Regions from separate parts of the Homo sapiens genome. Here region 1 is linked to region 2. A link is a loop called in an ENCODE intact Hi-C map of the cell type or tissue named here. Cell type or tissue: mammary epithelial cell. All regions are shown on one strand. Each heading gives the region's core, and the rest is flanking DNA. Links, peaks and the distances in the headings are about the cores only. Region 1 overlaps RBFOX2 (RNA binding fox-1 homolog 2). Region 2 has its middle 36 kb from the start of APOL3.

What was found. Peaks named below come from ENCODE experiments on the same cell type or tissue, not always from the same donor. Only the 100,000 strongest peaks of a DNase experiment are listed, where the experiment ranks them.
Region 1: it touches region 2 in a loop (3-fold over the local background); 12 of 110 quality-filtered maps call a loop at or near these places.

What each region holds. Positions count from the first base shown.
Region 1 is chr22:35,734,827-35,746,711 of GRCh38, forward strand. RBFOX2 (RNA binding fox-1 homolog 2) reads right to left here. Exons shown (of 14, transcript NM_001349999.2): 12 at 11,647-11,735; 13 at 11,097-11,169; 14 at 3,910-9,423. The coding sequence ends at 9,379. Among named protein-coding and RNA genes, the nearest start is that of APOL5, 23 kb to the left of the region's middle. In mammary epithelial cell, for the core only: a CTCF peak has its summit at 5,021; a DNase peak (open chromatin) is centred at 7,605; H3K27ac peaks cover 764 bases.
Region 2 is chr22:36,118,416-36,130,300 of GRCh38, forward strand. No RefSeq gene overlaps it. Among named protein-coding and RNA genes, the nearest start is that of APOL3, 36 kb to the right of the region's middle. RefSeq lists an enhancer at 5,586-5,880 and a silencer at 5,821-5,890. In mammary epithelial cell, for the core only: a CTCF peak has its summit at 5,757 (motif pointing left); a DNase peak (open chromatin) is centred at 5,716; H3K4me3 peaks cover 273 bases; H3K27ac peaks cover 308 bases.

The DNA of each region.
Region 1 (11,885 bases), core at 1,484-9,483, 380 kb before region 2:
CTCAGAAAACTTGCCACCTGTGTGAAACTGTGCAAGACCCGTGGATCCAGGCTCAGAAAACATTCCACCTGTGTGAAACTGTGCAAGACCCACGGATCCAGGCTCAGAAAACTTGCCACCTGTGTGAAACTGTGCAAGACCCGTGGATCCAGGCTCAGAAAACATTCCACCTGTGTGAAACTGTGCAAGACCCACGGATCCAGGCTCAGAAAGCATTCCACCTGTGTGAAACTGTGCGAGACCCACGGATCCAGGCTCAGAAAGCATTCCACCTGTCTGAAACTGTGCGAGACCCACGGATCCAGGCTCAGAAAGCATTCCACCTGTCTGAAACTGTGCGAGACCCGCGGATCCAGGCTCAGAAAGCATTCCACCTGTGTGAAACTGTGCGAGACCCGCGGATCCAGGCTCAGAAAGCATTCCACCTGTGTGAAACTGTGCGAGACCCGCGGATCCAGGCTCAGAAAGCATTCCACCATGCCCAGCTAATTTTTGTATTTTTAGTAGAAACAGGGTTTCACTATGTTGGCCAGGCTGGTCTTGAACTCCTGACCTCAGGAGATCCACCCCCACCTCACCTCCCAAAGTGCTGGGATTACAGGCGTGAGCCACTGCGTCTGGCCAGCTTCTGTTATTTAAAAATTACTCAGTTTATGGTATTTTGTTATCAGCTCAAATGGACTAGACAGGAACATAGGTTTTGAGTAGAAAAAGGGTTTATTTCAAGCATATTGAATTTTAGAAGCCTGTGGGGCTGCAGCTGGACGTGAGTCTAGACTCTAGGAAAGCTTTATGAACTCCAGTTTGGATTTAAGAGTCATTAGCTTACAGGCAGAAATGGGTCTCAACAGTGATCTTTTCAGTGGAGTATGGGAAGAAGTTGGCCTACAACTGAGCCCTAGAGGAATAACAAGATTTAAAAGAGAGCTGGAGGAAGAGGAGCCTACAAGAGGCAGAGAGGCAGCCAGAGACAGGAGTGCAGTGCTGGCTCTGATTTCTGTGGGGTTTCCACAAGAGCAGCACTTAGAAACACTAGCAGTCAGAGGTTAAAGGCATACACTTGGGAGCAACTGCCTGGGTTTGGATCCTGGTTCTGCAACTTCCTACTTATGTGACTTTGAGAAAGTTAGTTAATCTCTCTATGCGTCCAGCTTCATCTTTTAACAGAGGAATAACAATACTGTCAGGTATAGGCTTTGATTTCTCCTTCCTTAGAAGCTGATGCATTAGCCTGTTATTGTTTCACGGATATTGGTGGAAGACACACGACTCGGTGAGAGGCAAAGGACTTTATTACTCACAGTGCAGCAGGCAGCATGAGCACCAGCATATGGAACAGTTCCATGAGCCCCCGAGTCCCACAGGCCTGGATAGATGTGGCGCAGGTAGTAGGTTTGCGCTGCAGCTGAGGAGCACTGAGCTTAGGGGATCCACCTCTTTTATAACAGGTAGTAAGCAAGCTTGCTGTTTGTCCTGAGGGGATACAAGTTTTCTTGCTGCAAACACAACCCCCAGAAATGGCCTGGGGAAGGGGCAATCCAGGTTTTGCATGCTTGTCAAACCCAGCAGGAAGGCAGGAGCAGGAGCTGCAGACAGAAGTGCCTCAGGGGGCACCCGCCTCACAGAGCTGCTGGGAAGATGAAAGGAGTGAAAATGGGCAAGTGCCACCAACAGCGCTCCACACTCATGTCCACTGTTGTTACTAGGGGTGGCAATGTGGAGGAAGGCAGGGCTGAAAAGTGCATCATTTACATCCAAAATGGAAAGCAGTAATTCAACAAATAGGTACTGAATGCTTACAATGCACCAGGCAAATGGAGATACAGCAGCCAACAGAACAAAGTCTTTGACCTCCAGGTGCCTGCATTTTAGTACAGAAAGACAGACACCAAATAAACTACCAGGGGAGCACATTGTACAGGGCCTTGTAGACCAAAATAAGGACTTGGAACTGGCTACGGGATGGGAAGCCAAAGAAGTTTGCACAAAAGCACGTCACAATCCGATTGAACAGGCTGTCGAGAGAACAAACTTCGGCGATGGAGAGCTGTCGGAGAAAAGGTGGAGGCAAGGAGACCAGTTTAGGAGATAAGACGAGGCCGGGCAAGGACGTGCCAGCTTGGAGTGGGTGGTGGTGGTGAGGTACTCGCTCACTTTGGCCTGTCACAGTCCAACACACAAGGGAAGCAGCCTTGGGAACACTCAGCAGTCAAGCAGGTGAACAGAGGAGCATCCGTTCACTGTCATCCTCAGGGGCTGCTTCCAGGTACTGGAGGTAGAAGGCAGGCAGCCACAGGGTGAAGATCAAGTAATTGGAGTCAGCCGGTAGAAACTTATTCCAGAAGTTTGCCACAAAAGAAACAACTTAGGGCCAGGTGTGGTGGCTCACACCTATAATTCTAGCACTTTGGGAGGCCGAGGCGGGTGAATCTTTGAGGTCAAGAGTTTGAGACCAGCCTGACCAACATGGTGAAACTCCGTCTCTACCAAAAATACAAAAATTAGCCAGGCTTGGTGGTGCATTCCTATAATCCCGGCTACTCACGAGGCTGACGAAAGAGAATTGCTTGAACCTGGGAGGCAGAGGTTGCAGTGAGTCGAGATAGCACCACTGCACTGCAGCCTGGGCAACAGAGTGAGACCCTGTCTCAAAAAAAAAAAAAAAAAAAAAAAAAAAAAAGAGTACAAGGAATAACTTGAGATTTTCCAATTTTTTTTTTAACTTAAGATCTAAGCACGCTTAAGTGCCAAAGGGACTATTGAGAGGAAGAGGCAAACCAGGCAAGGGAGGAAACTGAAGCAAAGCACCGAGCAGGTGGGAAAGGCTGGGATGCAGAGCACAGGTGTGGGGTTCACGGTGATGTGAAGAATGCCTCTAATAGAACGAGAGAGAAGGGGAAAGACACCCTGTGTGGAATTCAAGTAGGCTTGTAGATCTGGTAGGGAAACTTCATTCAGGGAGACTATGTCTGACAACCTCCATATTCTGTGAAATAGGAAGCATGATGATCTCATATGGTGAAGTGAAGGGAGTTAGAGATTTATGGATTATGGAGAATTTCAGAGATTTGGGAATTATTGGCTGAGAAACGAAACAAATGCAGCAAGGGATGGGTTTCAGCACAGGTAAGAAAGAAAAGAGGCCAGGTGTGCTGGCTCATGCCTGTAATGCCAGCACTTTGGGAGGCTGAGGTGGGAGGATCACTTGAGGCCAGGAGTTCGAGACCAGCCTGGGCAACACAGTGTAGCCCCATCTCTACAAAAAATGTTGCCGGGTGTGGTGGCGTGCACCTGTAGTTCCAGCTTCTCGGGAGGCTGAGGTGGGAGGATCACTTGAGCCCAGGAGTTTGAGGCTACAGTGAGCCTTGATCACACCACTGCACTCCAGCCTGGGCGACACAGTGAGACCCTGTCTCAAGGGGAAAAAAAGAAAAGAAACAGGGAGGAAAGGGCTAGGCAGGACATATTTTCTATGGCTGAACAAAAAGTGAAGGAGCCTGGGTGGCAGCCGGAGAGCCAGGGGCAGCAGGGACAGAGGAGGCAAGGCAGGGAAATAACACTTTGATAAGGTCAAGTGGGGCCACAGCCCCTGGCAAGGACAGTGTCTGTGGTACAGTAAAGGCAGCAGTTGAATCTAGGGGAGGGTGGACGGTGAAGAAGTGAAGCTGAAAGATTTCAGAAGCAGCTTTTGGACAGACTGGAGTTCACAGCTGGGGAAGCTGAGAGCAGCTGACACACGCTTACCTTCTGGCTTCTCATCACCATTTAGAACGTCTCACCTTAGAACGCCTGGCACTTTTCCTTCTTGTCCCCCCCGCCCCCCGCTTAAAAAGTCAAATCCAAGTGGTATCTTTGGAGCCTCAGGCAGAGGCAACAGGGAACGAGGATTAATACACACAGCCCAAAGAATGGTGTTTCTCTCTTTTATTTAAAAACAGTGCTTCATTACCATGTGCAAAGGCTGAGGCAGTGCTCCTCCTTCGCTTAGAGTTTATAAAAGCCAGCAACATGATCAATAATTTATACACATGGAGAGTAATACAAAAAAATAAGGAATAAAAGCTAAAGATCTAACTACTCCGACCTTCACAATTCCAGCTACTTGATAATAATAGGAGTAACCCAATGAATACTGTATGGTCTGAAAGCTACTATACAATATGATTCTTAACGAGAAGGGAAGGGAATTAGAGACTGTCACAAAGCCCTGGGATGCTTCTCTGGAGTTAGCAGGGAAACAGGACCCTGGGCAAGCAGCTCGGGTGTCCTAGGAAGTGATTCTGGGGGAGGACGGGAGGGGAGAGAGAAGGCTAGGTGGTCGATTACACAAGCATCCCATGTAATGCCCCCATGCCCCAAAGGTACCTGTTTTGCCATGGCAATGGGAGGGGCTGGAGGAACAGCATGTTGCATGTAGGGATGGTCCGGTCCCTGCCATGGGGAGTGGGGAGAAGAGGAGAGGTTCTGTGGCATTTTGAGCCTTGCAAAGATTTGGACTGAAAAGCTCAGAGACTCAGGTAGGTCAGCCTGTCAGGGACAAGTACACTCCACCGGCTCTCTTCTCGCTTTGCAGCCCTAGCTTACGCGTGTCAGCCCCAGGTTTGCTCCAGCTATTCACAAGCAGAATATAACACAAGAAAAACAATTCATATCCCTTAGGGAAAAAAGAGGATCAATTCATCACTCAATATATAATACAGCCAAAATGAGCTGCCAAAACAAGCACACACACAAATACTGTGAACAGAAAAATACAAGAAAATGACTAAGCTGGGAGTCTTGACGGGGTATGGACATTGCTTAAAGCACTTATCAGTCCCCAGAAAAACCAAACCAAAAACATTTTTTAAAAATTCAGAAACTCATGTACCCCCTGGGAAACTGGTGTTGGTAACAAAGGGCAGGGGGTGGGGAGAGAAAAGAGAATCACTGCTCCCTTTTTGCTCGCCAGTGTGAGTGGAGTCCTCAGGTCACCGGCATGTACACAAGTACCAGACAAGGAGGACCAAGTCCCTCTGCTGGTGGCCTCCTAAAAGGCAAGGCTTGAGTTTTGGCTGATGAGCAGTTCTCTCCGTTACCAATCCCTGCCAACCAGCACTACCATGGCTGAATTGATCTACCGTTTTCCTGAGTAAACTGTAACTGGCTACAGTTTCGGTAACATGGAAAAGAACTCAGCTACTACAGCCAACTGCAATACTTCAGGAACCCCCTCCATCCCTGGGCTCCTCACTCCTAGTGCATCTGATTGAGGAATCTGATAACTTGCTGCAGTCTGGTCTGTTAGCCTCATTTGCAAAGAAAGGTGCCAGGGACTCTATTACACTCACTAAACCAGAGGGCACACGCTGGCTTAGGACACCCAGAGCCTACTTGGAAAGGGCCCTGTTTCATGCTCTAGCTCTTGGATGGCTATTGCCTGGCTGATCAGTAAAGCAAGTATGAAGGAAGTACATAGGAAAAGGAAAGGGAGGGAAGAGGCTTTTGGACAGTAACATTTCCAAAAAAATATAGTGTTTTATGCAACAGAGAATCAAGTTTCACTGTGTATACTACAAATGGTCAAACATTTTCAAGAGCATGACAAAATAAAAACACACAAATTTACGTCTGATGTTCACCTTGCCCACTATTTTTTTTTCCTATCTTAAAACAGTGCAAACAGGTAACTTATGCTTTTAAAACACCACGACCCCTTCCCCACCCCCCAAAGTCCCTTTCCTCCTAGTATCTGGGGGAAAATCTGCAATTCTGCAAATGTTACTGCGCTAGAGGTTGCAAGCAGCGGAGAACTGGCTGAACTTGGCAAAAGGCAAGGACTGGTCAAAGCTTCCCCTTTCTCCTCCTTAAACATCTAAGTGCTTTCCAGTCTGTCCCTTGGTTGGCCTTGTTCTCCTGCCAGAGGGAAGGGGGTTCATCATGCCCTTCTTGCATATCCTTGGGGTTGCTTCCATCCCTGTTTGATGTCTCCCTCATGTCTGGAAGCTATATAACTAGTTACAGGATGGTAGTGATTAACCCACTTATCTGCTAGATCTCTAGTAAAGCATAATTCTAAGCTAAGAGCAGTTTAGCCCCTGAGGAGTCACACATTTGAGGAAAAGCTGCTATCGATGACTTCTATTGTCTAGATTTCCACTAGCTCCCCTCAGACTAAAAGTTGTGCCCCAGTCCACTTCTTTCTCAAAGAAAAAAAAATGTTGGCTCAATTCAGACTGTGGCTGTTGAAGGATGATGGTGATAGTAGGTTTTGTTAAACCTGAGAGCCTGACAAATGGTGAATCACAATGGCTGATCTGAGTTAATGGAAATTGAACTAGGTGACATGAGGAATTCTGGAAAATGCCTATGGGCAGCTCTCTGGGCTCTAAGAGGGACATGGAGATAAAGGTGTTCACTAGAGGCCTCCTTTAAGGAGCCCAGCTTCCAAGAGTACAGAAAGTCCAGGTCATGAACTATAGTAAAGCTGAAAAAGAATCATGCATGTACTGTGATTTAGCATCAGTAAGTTTTCTGGAATTATCAGCCAGCATCCTCTAACAAACTCACGAAATGCCAGACTCCTCTGACTCTCTTTTTTAATACAGTGAGAACCAGAGTCAGGAACAGACAAGCAGTGCTGCTTCGAGCAACCTGCCTCTGGTGAAGTTGACCGTACGGAGTCTCAAAGTTCAAAAGGTGACGGGGAGGTTGATACTGTGAAATCCAGATGCTTGCAAGAGCCCCAATTCTCAGTGTTGACACTGAAAACCAAAGACCCTTTCATAAAAAGCAGAACTCCATTTATTCTTTCTTAGAAAAGGGAGCTGGAGGAAGCGGTGTTAAACACCATCCCTGGAAATGCAGCAGAAACCACTGGAAAGCACAGAGCTTGCCTTTGGAGGCCTCAGCCAGAACCAGCTGAACTGAGATGCACTCAAGGTGCCTCAAGCTCAAGATTCTGCCTCTCTTAAAAGGTCTGTGGGAGCCGCCTTCTCTACCTTTCCCATTATCCTTACCTCTTTCTAGGAAAAAAGAAGAGAAAAACTCTTAAACTCATTCTCCTATTCTCCCCTGCTATGGATAAAACCATTTAGAATTTGGCCTAGTCTCCACTGAATACGTGGCTTGCCATCTTTTGGGAATGGCCCCTTTGTGATCATGACCCCAAACTTCTGTTTTTTTAGTCAGCTAAAGTTCTCCCTCAAAGCAAAAGCAAAAGCAAAATCCTCCCTGCCCCCATTCCCTAGAACTGTGAAAGCCCGCATCCCATTCCCCGCTCCTCTAACTAAAATATTTATATACATACAACAAAAATTGTCTTAACAGCAACAAACCAAACTTTGGCTTGGGGTGGGGGGACCCTTAAAAATGGCCAGTGGACTGGGCAGTTGGTGTCCCCTTATTCTCTGTCTTCCTCCCCAGAGTCAGTAATAATTGCATCGAGGCCTCTAGCTTCCTTGACATCGCCCCTAGTTTCAGGCACAGCCTCTCTCCCAGTTACGAGGCGAGACAGGATTCTGAAGGGGGAAAGGATATGTATTCTACACAACAGGTCAACGCCCTCTCAGATATATCACTCTGCTTACAAAGAATGCTTGATGCTGTCATAGGTCAGTCATTTTAATTCAGGGACATGAGTCAGTTATCAGTCAAGAACATGTGTGGAGGCAGGAGTTAAAAACAAACCCAAAACAAACCCATAACCAGAAGCTCCATGTCTCTGAATTACTCCCTTTAGCAGCTGTCCCTTGGGTGAAAGGTCACCCTAGTACCAATGTGACTAGACCAGGGAGCCAAAAAGACCGTGCTTTTCTATTTCCTAATGCCTTCATTTGGGAAATGCTGTAGGACACTTGCTTTTATCAGTTCTATCTAACAGCTAGAAGAGAAACACTCCCTCCTACCTTGATAACATAGAAAATTACAGCCAGATGGCAACGGCAGTGACTCACTGCGCGACTCTTTCTGGTGATATAGAAGACCCTTGCCATCGCAGACCCTCCTTCCAATATGGGAGGGCAGCAATCTCAGGGCCTCTGCATTTTATGTCCTGTAGTGTTAATGTGTACAAAGTGGTCCGGGTGCTCAGCGGGGTGTTTTTGGAGGACAGTGAGAAGCTCAGCGGGATAGCCACAGGCTCAAGACTGTGGATAGAGAAGTGACTCATAAAGGCTCTGGAAGATGAAAATTCCTATGGCTTTGGAGCAAGTACAAAGTGCCTCTGCCTGCCCTTCCATGTCCTCATCACCAAAACTTCCAGGGACTACTGACCTAGGACCTGGTACTCTATCTTTCCCCAGCAGATTCTTTATTCTATTTTTTAAACTTTGTACTTTCTGAGGCAAGAAAAAAGTAAGAAATACCAGATCTTCTAATATTCCTTTTCCCTTCCTCACCCTCTTTAATGGCTGTCAACAATTTGTACTTCTAATCCTCAAGACATCTGGGGGAAATCTGGTCACTGGCTTATTCACTTTTCTGTCCCTGGGTCCTAAATTCCTGAATCTTATGGACATGAGAGCAGGGTGTTAATAAAAGAATACATGAGCTAAGCTGTGGTTCAATTAAAGGAGAAGAAGCCTAGAAGGAATGCTAGGTTACAGGAACAAAAAGAAATGATCTTTTTCATACTCCAGAGTTCATTCTGAGATCGGTTTCCTAATGAGGTGTTTATTATCCACTGTCTGAGAGCACGTTTGGAAATATCAATACTATAATTCCAAAAACTATGCCAGCTGTCTCAGGCTGTGCGTGTAAGATGATTGTAAAAAGAACGGAGAAGACAGGAGGGAAGAGGAGAGGAAAGCGTCTTTTTAATTCTCCTGCTTTGTAAGCACAAATTCCTATCTATCAGCATGTGGATTCCAGCCACAGCCAACCAGAATTGCCTGTCAAAGACCAGAAACTCAGAAGACTAGAAGAATATCCTGTTGCAGAAAGATCTCTTCCACTTCTGCTTGTCCCCCAGTCATTCAGCACCAGATACACTTTGGTAATTCTGTCTGCTGATTTCTGATCAGATGCATTTATCGGCTCCTAATGTCTCTCCTTCCTCCTTGACTGCCTCTTCCGTGATTGATAGAATAAGCTAAGCACGGACATACAGACATGGAAATGCATTATTTTTTTTTTTTTTACCACAGTTTAAAAAAAAAAAGAAAAAAATGCACAATCTTTGGAACAAAAGAATTAAAGGCAGAAATTTAAAGGAAAAATACATATTCAAAGAACATAGTGAGGTATAAAAAAGTATTCTTTCTTTTTTTGTGTTTTTTTTTGTTTGTTTGTTTGTTTTTCCTCTTCATCTTGCTATAGAGTTCCTCTACTAGTAAATATTGCAATAGCCAGGCCTCATGAACTGGGGGGCTGTCCCATTTGCAGGGGTCTCACGTCACTTCAGTAGGGGGCAAATCGGCTGTAGCCACCTCGGTATAAACTCGCCTGCAGTAATTAAAGAGATAAAAATAATTAAAAGGTTGATGAGAGAAGCATTAACAGTGAAGAAAAATGTCCAGAGAGGGATCTAGAAACAGCCTGCTTCGAAGCCTCAAAGCAACTGATCAAGCATTGCCTTGTGCAGTGAAGTCAGGAAACCAACTTCTGCTTCTAAGGTGCTCAGACCAGAGCCCAACACATTTATTGCTGACCTGATATTCTCAAGGAGAGTATGACGACATTTTATTTCATTATTTACATGAATTAGCACAGAAGGGAAACAATACACAGTTGAAAACAAGTTCCGCAAAGAGTTTGATTTTTAAAAGCACAGGTTTTTGTTTACCTTGATACAGCCTTATAATCCTGGTGGAAAACAGATCACCAGTTTCTCCTTCTCACATATGACCCATCGGCAGTGCACGTTACTTCTGACACGATCCCTGCCATGTGTGGTCACAGCCCATGTTTGAGATGGTGCCACATCTAAACCTGAGCCAGTCTTTAATAAAGTCTGTTTCCTCTATCATCTACGAAGCACACCAACTAGGCTGTTTCTTGACATATTCACATTTACATATCTAGCTGGGGTTTTAACTAGGCTTTATTCCTTTATGTTTATCAAATGACTTTATCTAATGGCTTATCTCTTTCAATTAGAAGTTTCCCAGGAATGCATCTTTCTCAGGTCATTCTTTTAGCATAGGACTTATATCATTTTAGGACGAAATACAACCTCAGGCACTTCTACCACTGCCGTTATATTGTAATGCTCTACTTCATTTATAAACATATATTCCCTCAGGGCCCCCTATTACTTCCTTCCACAAATCTTCATCAGTAGAAATTTGGTGTGAGAAGTAGCTTTCTCATATTCCTTTAGGTCTTACATTTTACATTTCATTCTGTCTCCTTTTCAAACAACTCTACCCATGTCCAGAGGTAGTTGCCCAGTTGCATTTTGGATTAGAGAGAAAGCCCTGGCAGAGGTGTCACTGTGGAATGGCCTGTCTTTGTTGCAGCCTGTGAGTCCTAATCACTGAAACTGGAGGCATCCAAGCCAACACAATAATACTGCAGTGAGGTGGTTGGTCAGAAGAAATTATGCTAGTTCTATGGACTTCTTCGATACTTCTATCAACAACACCATATTTTGCCACAATTGTTATCAATAATCAATAATAAAATATCCTATAAAGCATTCACTTAGGAATTTCTAGTACTATCTACCAGAAGGCTTAGGAAGAGCAGAGACATCCTTTAGATTTGCATTTGAAACTTAAGTTTTTGAAAAGCTTACTGTGAATACTACAGCCTTATGCTCCATGCTCCTTTGCCAACACCTATCAATGAAACTATGCCACAGGTATGCACTCAACATTTGAACCAATAGAAAACATTCACCAGTTCCCCTATTTCTCTCGCAAATCATGCCACTACTCGGGGCATATTATCAATGATCATTCCTTTCTGCTGCCCTTAACTAGGCCATGTGGCTCACATTATAATAACACACAAATAAAGAGGGTGACATGAAACTTCCAGGTAGATCTATGTGGCTTTAATACCTTGATGGTGGATGAAAGGCTGAATTTACTACCTCCCTAGATCTTCTGTAGTCTACGGGTAAAAGAAGGAATGAAATGGTTTTATAAAGCAATGGTATATTATATACTTACCACAGCGCCAACTCCATAGCTAGCGGCAGGGGCAAGGGCATGGTAGGGGTCGGCTGTGTACACCCTGCCATAACTGGAAAGAAGAAACACAATCAGACAGATAAAGAAAAGTGTATGATCTAAAAAAATTAAAGGGATTACTGTGCTTTAAGACTTGTGAGTCACTTGGTCTTGGATTATCATAAGGAAACTGGAATTACAAGGAATAGGAAAAAACCTTTCTATTTCTACTCCCAAATGCAATAACTGAAAAAAATCTGAAGTACTTCCATAAAATGGAAAAGAAAGGAGTTGGAGATGAGGAAGAGAGGGACTGGAGTCAAAGTCAAAGAAGAGATGAGAACAAGAAAGAGGGAGTGGAGGACAGAGTCGGTGCCTTGTGCTTTAGGCATGACAGAGGCCATCAAGAGGTCTGCAGAAAGCCCAGGCTGGCAAGATGCCCGATGTGCTAAGAGCTGCTGTGGAAATGGTGAAGGGAGGAAAATGGGTGACATTTTGGGATGGAACAGCTCTCATGCATCCCAAAGCTCACCACTGTCTCTGTACATACCCGTCACTGTAAGCGGCTGCAGCGGCTGCAGCAGCGGTGGCTGCGGTTGCAGTAGCAGGCTGTGCATATCTGTAGGCTGCATATCCACCCTACAGGAGAGAAGAGAACTGACTTTACAGATACCTCTCCCCCCAGGTGTACAGAAAAACACACACCCGCCCACACACAGACGTACACACATGTAGACACAGGGACTGACACAAACATAGACACACACATGGGAAGAAAATGTTTCAAAC
Region 2 (11,885 bases), core at 1,559-9,558:
GATTCTCCTGCCTCAGCCTCCCAAGTAGCTGGGGCTACAAGCATGCGCCACCACACCTGGCTAATATTTTTGTATTTTTAGTAGATACAGGGTTTCACCATGTTGGTCAGGCTGGTCTCAAACTACTGACCTCAAATGATCCACCTGCCTCAGTCTCCGAAAGTGCTGGGATCACAGGCGTGAGTCACCGTGCCTGGCCTCAGATGCTTCTATTTCAACGAGTCTGGTGAAGCTTGTTATTTAGAGAGTAATATGTGAATGCTCTAGAAAAAGCAATTCTCCTGTCTCAGCCTCCCAAGTAGCTGGCACTACAGGTGCCCACCACCATGCCTGGTTAAGTTTTTGATTTTTACTAGAGACAAGGTTTTACCATGTTGGCCAGGCTGGTCTCGAACTCCTGACTTCAAGTGATCTACCCTCCTTGGCCTCCCAAAGTGCTGGGATTAGAGGAATGAGCCACCACACTTGGCCAAATTATTCCTTTTACAATCTGCTACAACCCCCTGATTTGAACATTTTGCAAATTTGAATGTTCTCATTAGGTTTTCGATTCAGTTCAGTGAATGTTTATTATTAAGTATTGTTATTATATTATTATTCATTATTGTTATTATTTAATAAGAATAATTGAGTTCTTACCATAAGCCAGACTTTGGGTTAAACACATAACATGTAGATTTAGTTAATTTTCATGACAAATCTATAAGATGGGCACTACTGCTATCCTACTTTACAGATGAGAAAACTGAGGCAGACAGAGGTTAAGTAAATTGCTCAACCCCACATGAATAGTAAGTTCTGGAGCCAGGAGTCAAACTTCAGAGCCTACACTCCTAATCACAGCTAATGTTGCTCTTCAGGACGTACTTTACATGCAAGTACAGTAACTGTCTACAAGGCACTGGTGATTAAAAAATGAACAAAGCCTTTAACAGGTGAATGGTTAAGCAGACTGTGGCACATCCACATCATGGAACACAATTCAGCAACAGCACGGAATGAACACTATTGATGCACACAGTAACCTGAATGACTCTCCAGAGAATTATGCCAACTGCGAAAAGGCAATCCGCAAGAGTTACGTACTCTATGATGCCATTTACTTATTTATTTTGAGACCTAGTCTCGCTCTGTCACCCAAGCTGGAGTGCAGTGGCATGATCTCGGCTCACTGTAACCTCCGCCTCCTGGGTGCAAGCGATTTTCCTGCCTCAGCTTTCCAAGTAGCTGGGACTACAGGCGTGCACCACCACGCCCAGCTAATTTTTGTATTTTTAGTAGAGACAGGGTTTTACCATGTTGGCCGGGCTGGTCTCGAACTTCTGACCTCAAATGATCCGCCCTCCTTGGCCTCCCAAAGTGCTGGGATTACAGGCGTGAGCCACCGTGCCTGGAAAATTATTTATTTTTAAGATTTGTTAAGTGTAGTCATGAGAAGCGGGAAAGAGTAGAACAAGGAGTTTTATCTGCTGTGACTGAACAATCAATTGAGATAACGCGGCACCTTCGGATCAGCTGATTCCATTTATCTAACATTCTTAAATGGACCCACTTATAGACATGAAGAATAGATTAGCAATTGCCAAGGCTAAAGTAGGGATCAGGGTGGGAGAGAAGTGGGTGAGGCTATAAAAGGACAACAAGAGGGATTCTTGTGGTGATAGAAATATTCTATATCTTGATTATATCAATGCCAATATCCTGGTTGTGATATTGAAGAGGCTAAAGCTGCATTTGGTACAATAAAATACAATTAGCAGCCTATAACCCCAAAGGAGAAAACTGGCCAGTTGTGTATTAAATCTTTGTGTGTTTGCATATGTGACATTTAAATGCTTAATTTATATGCCAACATTTAGCATTTTTCCAAGATGTTACTATTAACGGAAACTGAGTAAAGGGTACATGGGATCTCTCTGGATTACTTTGTACAAATGCAAATAAAAATGTTAATTTAAAAAAACAGAATGAGGCCAGGTACGGTGGTTCATGCCTGTAATCCCAGAGCTTTGGGAGACCAAGGTGGGAGGATCGATTGAGGCCAGGAGTTCAAGACCAGCCTGGCCAACCAGCAAGACCCCATCTCTACAAAAAATTAAAAAATTCAGCTGGGCATGGTGGCGTATGCCTGTAGTCCTAGCTACTGCAGAGGCTGAGGCAGGAAAATCACTTGAGACTGAGAGGTCGAGGCTGCAGTGAGCAATGATGGTGCCACTATACTCTAGCCTGGGCAACAGGGCAAGAGAATGAGGCAGACAGGAGCCCAGCCTGGCAGGAAAGGGAGGTTGTATTAGTCAGGGTTCTCCAGAGAGACAGAGCTAATAGGATAGATGTATATATGCAGGGGAGTTTATTAAGGAGTATTGACTCACACGAACACAAGGTGAAGTCCCACAACAGGCTGTTTTCAAGCTGATTAGCAAAGAAGCCAGCCAGAGTCTCAAAACCTCAAAAGTAGGGAAGCTGACAGCGCAGCTTTTAGTCTGTGGCCGGAGGCCTGAGAGCCCCTGGCAAACCACTGGTGTAAGTCCAAGAGTCCAAAAGCTGAAGAACTTGGAGTCTGATGTTCAAGGGCAGGAAGCATCCAGCACGGGAGAAAGACCATGGAAGGGAGTGAAGGCTGGAAGACTCAGCAAGTCTAGTCCTTCCAAGTTCTTCTGCCTGCTTAATTCTAGCCGTGTTGGCAGCTGATTAGATGGTGCCCACCCAGATTGAGGGTGCGTCTGCCTCTCCCAGGCCACTGATTCAAATGTTAATCTCCTTTGGCCACACCCTCACAGACACACCCAGGAACAATACTTTGCATCCTTCAATCCAATCAAGTTGACACTCAATATTAACTATCACAGAGGGCTTCCAATGCAGTGACAGTTGACATGAGTCCTCAAGGTTAGTTTGCAGGTCACAAGGGAGAGAAGGACAGGAGGCCTGAGGCAGGCAGGACAGCATGTGATAGTGGGCTGTTTGGGTCTTCCTTCCCCAAAGTCATCCTGGGATGGTGAGATCTCCGGCCATTCATTCCATTGCACAGAGGCATTCATGCAGGCTACCTCCCAACTTGTTCATAAAAATGTTAAGTGATGGACAAAATAATGTCTTTACATTTTTCTTAAACGTTTGGTTCCTGCTGCTGCTTATCTGGTAGAGAGGCTCATCAGAGGAGAAAATGAAGGAAGATTCCCTTGTCAAACATCACAACAGAGAGCAAGCATCTTTGTTCAGCCTGTCAGGATCATCTTTCACATTCAATTTAGAAAAATGGCAGATGTTAATGTTTTTCCTGTTAAGAGATAATTTCTTTTTAAAATGTTTGTTTTTTTTTTCCCCTTACTATGCCTAGTCCTGCTTTTTATATGATAACAGCCTAGGAGTGGAAAGAATGAGAGTTTGGGTGACAGAGATCCTTACATTTGAATCTCAATTCCACTTAGAGGCTATGGTCATGACTTAGAGGCTATATTAAGACCACTTAGAGGCTATGGTCATGACCTTGAGTCCGTTTCCCTGAGTTTCACTGCCTCAGACTAATCATACCGAATAGGCCAGTATTGCCAAATCCCAGTGCTAGGATGGGGATTAATGAGAAAACATTTGCCAAAAAACCTAGTATACCTTGTGTAATACCTGACACGTAGTAGGTGCTCAATAAGTGATACTCATTGATTTATTTTTTTATTTTATTTATTTTATTTTTTTGAGACCGAGTCTTACTCTGTCACCCAGGCTAGAGTGCAGAGGCGTGATTTCGACTTACTGCAACCTCTACCTCCTGGGTTCAAATGATTCTCCTGCCTGGGCCTCCCGAGTAGCTGGGATAACAGGCGTGTGCCACCACACCTGGCTAATTTTTATATTTTTAGTAAAGACAGGGTTTCACCATGTTGGCCAGGCTGGTCTTGAACTCCTGACCTCAGGTGATCCGCCTGCCTCAGCCTCCCAAAGTGCTGAGATTACAGTTGTGAGCCACCACGCCTGGTCAATAAGTGATACTCATTGTTAATAACAATTCTAGTTCATCTAAGGATTTAAAGCTGTGTACCTTTCATAGTGTTCTACAAACAGCTTCCTGATTTCCAGCAGCTTTGCTTATATCAGCCAGGATAGTCTAGGTTATGCTGCAGTAAAAAACAAGCCCCTAGGCTGGGCACGGTGGCTCACGCCTGTAATCCCAGCACTTTGGGAGGCCGAGGCGGGCGGATCACCTGAGGTCAGGAGTTTGAGACCAGCCTGACCAACGTGGTGAACCCCTGTCTCTATTAAAAATTCAAAATTAGCCGGGCATGGTGGTGCATGCCTGTAGTCCTAGCTAGTTGGGAGGCTGAGGCAGGAGAATCGCTTGAACCTGGGAGGTGGAGCTTGCAGTGAGCCAAGATCGCGCCATTGCACTCCAGCCTGGGCTACTAGAGCGAAACTCTGTCTCAAAAAACAAAACAAAACTAAACAAAACAAAAAAACAAACCAAACAAACAAACAAAAACCACCAAAAAGCAAGCCCCCGATCTCAGTGGTTCACAACAGCAAAGGCTACTTCTTGCTCACGCTACATGTCCATCATGGGGCAGGTGCCTCTCTGCTCCGGTTGTCTTCCCTCCTGGACTCAGTATCATGGAGCAACCACTTTCTGGAAGATTGCTGGTTGCCACAGTAGAGGAAAAGGGTCTTATATCAGCATTCATTGCTGTGGCTTAGAAATGACACATATTATTTCCATTCAAAACTCTTTTGTCCAGAACTGGTTACATATTCCCACCCAACCATAAGGAGACCAGGAAGAATAATCCCACTGTGCATCTGGAAAGGGGAAAAGCCAGACAAATGTGGCCAACAGCCCCAGTGACTACCACCACAGTGCTTTTGAAAACCACTGCCCAGAGCCAGAAGGATGGAGGATCAGCATGGCGGTAGGAGGAAGGGAGAAGCCAGAGGGGAATGAGGAGGAGCCGGGGTGCCTGGTATGGAGGGCCATCCATCCTTGGTCAATGTGCAGGGCTGGGGCCAGAGGAAGGCTGGGCGCCTTTCTCATCTGGACCCAGACCCAGACAGACCCCGGGGCCATTCCGTTCTGCAGGCAAACAAGCCAGTCCCGCTAGAATGTGGCAGTCACAGGCTTTCAACATGGAAGGTGGAGCTGCCTGGACGCTGTGTTTTTTTTCTGTTTGTTTTTTTGAGACGGAGTCTTGCTCTGTCACCCAGGCTGGAGTGCAGTGGCATGATCTGGGCTGATTGCGCCTCGGCAAAATCTCGGCTGACTTGCCTCCCGGGTTCAAGCGATTCTCCTGCTTCAGCCTCCCGAGTAGTTGAGATTACAGGCGCGCACCACCACGCCCGGCTAATTTCTGTATTTTTAGTACAGACGGGGTTTCATCATGTTGGCCACGCTGGTCCTGACCTCAAGCGATCCGCCCGCCCAGGCCTCCCAAAGTGCTGGGATTACAGGAATAAGCCACCGCGCCCGGCCAGACGCTGTGTTTTCCTGGCACTCCACTTCATGAGCAAAACTGTCACAGAGTAGTATTTCCCTGGCTCCACCCCTCCGGCGCTGCTGGATTCCTGAACCTATTCACTTCTTCTGAAGTGCTCTCAACTTGGCCTCCCTGGCTCCTTCCTGGTGCAGACATTTACTCTTCCTGCTCCGGCTTTGTGCCTCTGTAAAACTGCTGACGTCACCAGCAGCGGCTCCGACCGCCTGTCCTCCAAGGTCCCGGGCTGCGGCTGCGCAGCGCCGACAGCACGATGCGTGTGCCGACAGCGCCACCTCCTGGCTCTGCCGAGGCTGTTGGCAACACGCAGGGCTCGCAGTGCGCCCGCTTTTCTACTGCAGCCCTCAAAATTCAGCACGAGGCTTGGCTAGGGGAGCTTGAGTGGCTGACACTGTGGTCTGGTTAGTTTCCATTCTGACCCATGCTAGCCGTCTTTCAGATTCTAGAACTCAGTTCTTCTCCGGACCTCCCTCCCAGCCACAAGTCTTTGAATATGCGGCCTGCAGCTGGGCTCCCCTCATCCCCGCTCTTCTCCCCAACCTTCTTCATCATCCCTTGGCCGATCTTGAAGACTTAGCGGAGGCAGGGCGCAATGGCTTACGCCTGTAATCCCAGCACTTAGGGAGGCCGAGGCGGGAGCATCACTTGAGGTCAGGAGTTTGAGACCAGTCTGGCCAACATGGTGGAACTTTGTCTCTACTAAAAATACAAAAATTAGCTGGGCGTGGTGGCGGGCACCTGTACTCCCAGCTACTGGGGAGGTTGAGGTAGGAGAATCGCTTGTACCCGGGAGGCAGAGGTTGCTGTGAGCCAGGATTGAGCCACTGCACTCCAGCCTGGGCAACAGAGCGAGATCCTGTCTCAAAGGAAAAAAAAAGTCTTAGCTGAAACGTCACTTCCTCGACTCCTCAAATTTAGTCAAGCCCCCGTGCTATGAGATCTCTCCCCTTCTTGCTGGACGGGTTGGCAATGCTGGAGGATCTTGAAAGAGGAACACTCATGGGTCAAGAGCATTTCCTAACAGCGAACAGAGGTTTCAGAATCCTCATGAGCATCGGTGTCTCCTTGCTGGGACGCTGCTCACACACTTTGTGATCCTCAGAGGTGAGATGCAGGCCTATTAAACACGCTGGCCTTGGTGAGAAAGCCTCTGTGGGTTTCCTGTTTATCCCAATAAGCTGATTCAGGAAAGGAGACATCTCCTTCCTTCTCTGTTTGCCATGGAGGACTCACACCTTTCTTGTCCCCAGGACAGTGGACATCTGTTTGCCAATGCAGACCTCGTGCTCACTGGAGGCTGGAGAAGGCACGCTCAAGAAACGTTCAAGGCATGACAGCTACCCAGAAGGCCTCTAGTGCCCCAAGAGCTGCTCATCAGCCCCATTTTCTTCCTAATATTATTTAAAAATTTAAAGAAATTCAGTGAAAGTGTAAGCATACAGGCATAGGTAGTAGGTAAACTAGAATTCACTCTTGCTGGGGGAATACCACCCAGGGTTTGAAAAGATACAGAAGGCAAAAGAAACTGCATTTAGTATAATAAAATACAATTAGGCAGAGCACGGTGGCTCATGCCTGTAATTCCAGCACTTTGGGAGGCCGAGGAAGGCGGATTACCTGAGCTCTGGAGTTTGAGACCAGCCTGGGCAACATGGTGAAACCCCGTCTCTACAAACATACAACAATTAGTGAGTCTTGGTGGTACATGCCAGTCATCCCAGTTATTTGCTGGGCTGGGCTGGGATGGGAGGACTGTTTGGGCTCAGGAGGTCAAGGCTGCAATGAGCTGTGTTCACGCCACTGCACTCCAGCCTGGGTGACAAAGCAAGACCATGTCTAGAAAAAATAAAAAAATTAGCAGCCTATAATTCCAAAGCAGAAAACCAGCTGGCTGGCTATGCACTAAATCTGACCAGCCATTGTGTGTAAGGCGTGTGTGTGCAAATGTGTGTTTGCATGTATATCGTTTAAATAGTTACTTTATTTACCAACATTTACATTTAAGGAAATTTCACATCAAATAATCTATAATTCTAGAATCTTCTTAAACATGAGGTGGGCAACATGAGACCCCCACTTCTATCAGTATCCATCCTGACTGGACCCAAGTGGACAGCTTGAGTTTCCAGTTCAATCCAGTTCCTGCCTGGCCTCTGCTGGCCTCTGGGTTTGCAATCCCAACTCCCTACCACCGCCACTACTGCTGAGAGCATCCCCTCTACAGTACTCAGAACCTCACTGGCTGCCTGCAACCCTGGGGGATCAGCAGAAGAGACTCTAAGCCCATCTATCAGGTAAAAAACCTGAGGCCCAGAGAGGGAAAGTGACTTACCTAGGGACACACAGCTCTTAGTAAACAGAGTGGAGGCCAACTCCACTCCAACTCAGTCTCATTCCCACTCTGAGATTTAAGAAAAAAAAATGTGATTTTAAAAATCCCAAAGTTGTTTCCTTCCTCCCTCCCTCCCTCCCTTCCTCCCTCTCCCTCCTTTCCTTCCTCCCTCTCCCTCCTTTCCTTCCTTCCTCTCCCTCCTTTCCTCCCTTCCTCTCCCTCCTTTCCTCCCTTCCTCTCCCTCCTTTCATTCCTTCCTCTCCCTCCTTTTCTTCCTTCCTCTCCCTCCTTTTCTTCCTTCCTCTCCCTCCTTTTCTTCCTTCCTCTCCCTCCTTTTCTTCCTTCCTCTCCCTCCTTTTCTTCCTTCCTCTCCCTCCTTTTCTTCCTTCCTCTCCCTCCTTTTCTTCCTTCCTCTCCCTCCTTTCCTCCCTTCCTCTCCCTCCTTTTCTTCCTTCCTCTCCCTCCTTTTCTTCCTTCCTCTCCCTCCTTTCCTTCCTTCCTCTCCCTCCTTTCCTTCCTTCCTCTCCCTCCTTTCCTTCCTTCCTTCCTCCCTCCCTCCCTCCCTCTCTCCCTCCATTCCCCTTCCTTCCCTCCCTCCCTTGCCCTCCCTCCCTCCCTTCTTTCCTTCCTTCCTTTGTTTCTTCCTTCCTTCTTCCCTTCCTCCCTCTCTCTCCTTCCTTCCTCTCTTTCTCTCTCTCTCTCTCTCTTTCTTTTTCCCCCTCTCTCTCTTTCTTTCTTTCTTTTGACAGGGTCTCAGTCCTCACTCTGTCACCAAGGCTAGAGAACAGCAGTGTGATCATGGCTCACTGTAGCTTCTACCTCCTCGGGTTGAAGGGAGCCTCCCACCTCAGCTTCCCCAGTAGCTGGAACCACAGTCACGAGCCACAATGCCTGGCTAATTTTTTGTATTTTTTGTAGAGATGGGGTTTCACGTTGTTGCCCAGGCTGGTCTCAAACTCCTGGGCTCAAGCAGTCCTCTTGCCTTGGCCTCCGGAAGTGCTGGGATTACAGCCATGAGCCACCGCGCCCGGCCAATCGCAAAGTTTCTAAAGTAGGAAATGGGATTCTATTCCATCCCCAACTAATTGTCCCCAACCACTGGTAGCAGCCTGGCTTGTCTCTGCTTCGACAAACACAGAGGTCTAAGCTCACACTCTCAAAGTTACACTCACATGTCTACAGTTTGGCTTTCTCTCTTTTACTTTTTTTAAAATTTATTTTCTATTTGTTTTCCCCATGACATAGCTCCAGGAGATCCTGAGAACATGTCCCCTACAGTTTGGCTTTTAATCTTATGATTGCAAAGCTGGGATCATGCTGCAAACACCACTCTGCAACGTATCCTTCCCACCAACCCAGCGCCCACACAACCCCCTCAGTGTGGGCCATCTTTCCCTTTCAGGACACACAGCACAGTCCCTTTCTTCCCTCATCACCTCACAGGCCTGAACAGAGGGCCAGAGAGGTGGAGTCCTGCAATTTACCTGCTCAGTCTCCCATCACAGGACCCTGGACAAGTCACTCCTCTCTCAGAGCCTCAGTTTCCCTGCAGGAAAGAGGAGGTGCTCAGAGACAAGGTGGATGAAACAATTTCTGGGCTTCTTGTATCTCAAAAGAAATCCTCTTCCTGTGGCCGGGCGCGGTGGCTCTTGCCTTTAATCCCAGCACTTTGGGAGGCTGAGGCAGGCGGATCACCTGAGGTCAGGAGATCCCCGTCAGGAGATCCATGACCATCATGGAGAAACCCCGTCTCTACTAAAAATACAAAATTAGCTGGGCATGGTGGTGCATGCCTGTAATCCCAGCTACTCAGGAGGCTGAGGCAGGAGAATCGCTTGAACCTGGCAAGCGGAGGTTGTGGTGAGCCGAGATCGCGCCATTGCACTCCAGCCTAGGCAACAAGAGCAAAACTCTGTCTCAAAAAAAAAAAAAAAAATCCTCTTCCCCTGTCAGGCCTTAGTAGCAGCATCCTAGGGGTAGCCTAGACGGGGGCAGATTCCTGGGGGTGGTTCTAACCCACATCACATTAATGATGCCACCCAAGTCCATTCCCATGGCACCAGGTCACTGGGACAAAGGGCCAGGTCTCCAGTCTTCCATGTCTGACCTCTACCTCCTTTGCTTCCTCCAAAGTGCCCAGAGAAATGCACGTGGCCCACGGCTGCTGCCTTCTGAGGTCACCTGGCCATACCCCAAGTAGTCTGGGAACCCATGCTGAGCCTGGAGAATCTTCACTCTCCCACCTCTCCCTCCATTCCTCAGGGGAACAAGGACTCCAAAAGAGCCGTCGGATAAACCTGGGTTTGGATCCAGGCTTTCTACCTTGGACAAGTTACCTAAACCTCCTGCATCTCGGTTTCTTCTTCGTCAAATGGGGACAATACTTCTTTCTTTAAAGGCTTTACTTTGAGGATGAGGTGAGAGGGAAGCCATCCTCCTCCGTACCCCACAAGGATCACAGGCCAGTGAGATCCAGCTATTATCACCTCTGGTGATGCTGGTCGCCAACAACCCAAGGACCCCTGTTACTGAGCTCTAACCAGACCCTCCCTCTAGTATCCAACACATACTCTCAAGGGAAACAGAAATCACACAGAAGAGGCCAGGCAGGCGCAGTGGCTCACGCCTGTAATCTTAGCATTTTGGGAGGCAGAGGCGGGTGGATCACCTGAGGTCAGGAGTTTGAGACCAGCCTGGCCAACATGGTGAAACCCTGTCTCTACTAAAAGCACAAAATTAGCCGGGCGTGGTGGCACACACTTGTAATCCCAGCTACTCAGGAGGCTGAGGCAGGAGAATCGCTTGAACCCGGGAGGCAAAGGTTGCAGTGAGCCAAGATCGTGCCACTGCACTCAAGCCTGGGCAACAAGAGCGAAACTCTGTCTCAAAAAAAAAAAAAAAAGAAAGAAATCACATAGAGGAAATAAATTGGCTGGTTCTATTCTCAACCTCAGCTCCGCTGCTCCACTGGCTAACTCAGAGGACAGCCCGAGTCCAGCCATGACCCACTGTCCAGCCTCCTTTCCTGCAGGGAACCAGCTTGGGTTTCCAGGACGACACACTGGCCCGAAGTCTTACTCCCAGTCGCCACTGCACTCCTGCCTGGGCAACAACAGTGAAACTCCATCTCAAAAAAAAAAAAAAAAAAAAGAATGATACAACGGACTCTGGGAACTCACGGGGAAGGTTGGAAAGGCCAGGTATGCGGGATGGTATTGGCAAGGACACATATAGAGACACAGAGAAGGAGCATCGTAGGGGGTATGGGGAAGCTATGCACATTTCAAAGTATTAGTAGAGCACAAGGAAGAGGCTGGGACAGGGGGAGGATGAACTTGGAGAAGCCATGACTGGAAGCCTGTGTCCCATGGCATTGTCATCTGTGTGTGTGCCCCATCTTGACTTTGAGCTCCACACAGGACAGGACTCTGACTCATCTTTGTTATAGATCTCAGTGAGTGCAAGGCACGAAGAAGAAGGGGTGTCAATGAGTGCTTCATAAATGAATGATTGGATGAATGAATGAATCATCTGTTTCTCCACTTCCATTCTGTGGTCTCCGGCCAACATTCCCTCCCATTTACCTCTCATTAAACTCTTTTTGCAGCAGCACTTTCTCTTAGTTCTTCCTGTCATTTGCTAGACTTCAGCTTTGTGATCTTTGGGTCAGACACCATGATGAGAGATGCAGATCGCAACTGAGCGTCATTTAAATATTCAGAAGAGCTGAGGCTCCGCAGGCTGAATTCTGAATATGCAGATAATTCAGAAAACACTGGAGCAATAGACTTGTTGAATTCAAACTCGAGGTGGAGCAGACGAGGGTACAGCTCGGCTTAGGTGACCCATCGTCCCCATCAGCTGCTCCTTCCCAAAGCTACGGCTCCCTCGGCCTTTGAGCTTTCAAGCCTCAGCCTCGTGTGTTGCTTCAGTGGCAGCTGGAACATTCCTCCCTGCAGCCTGCTCCTCAGACGCTTATCTCACCCCATAGGGCCCTGCTCCATCTCAGTCTTGGATGGGGTTAGCAGTGTTTTCTGGATCAAAGTAGCTTCTTTCCTTGTGCTGTATTTAAA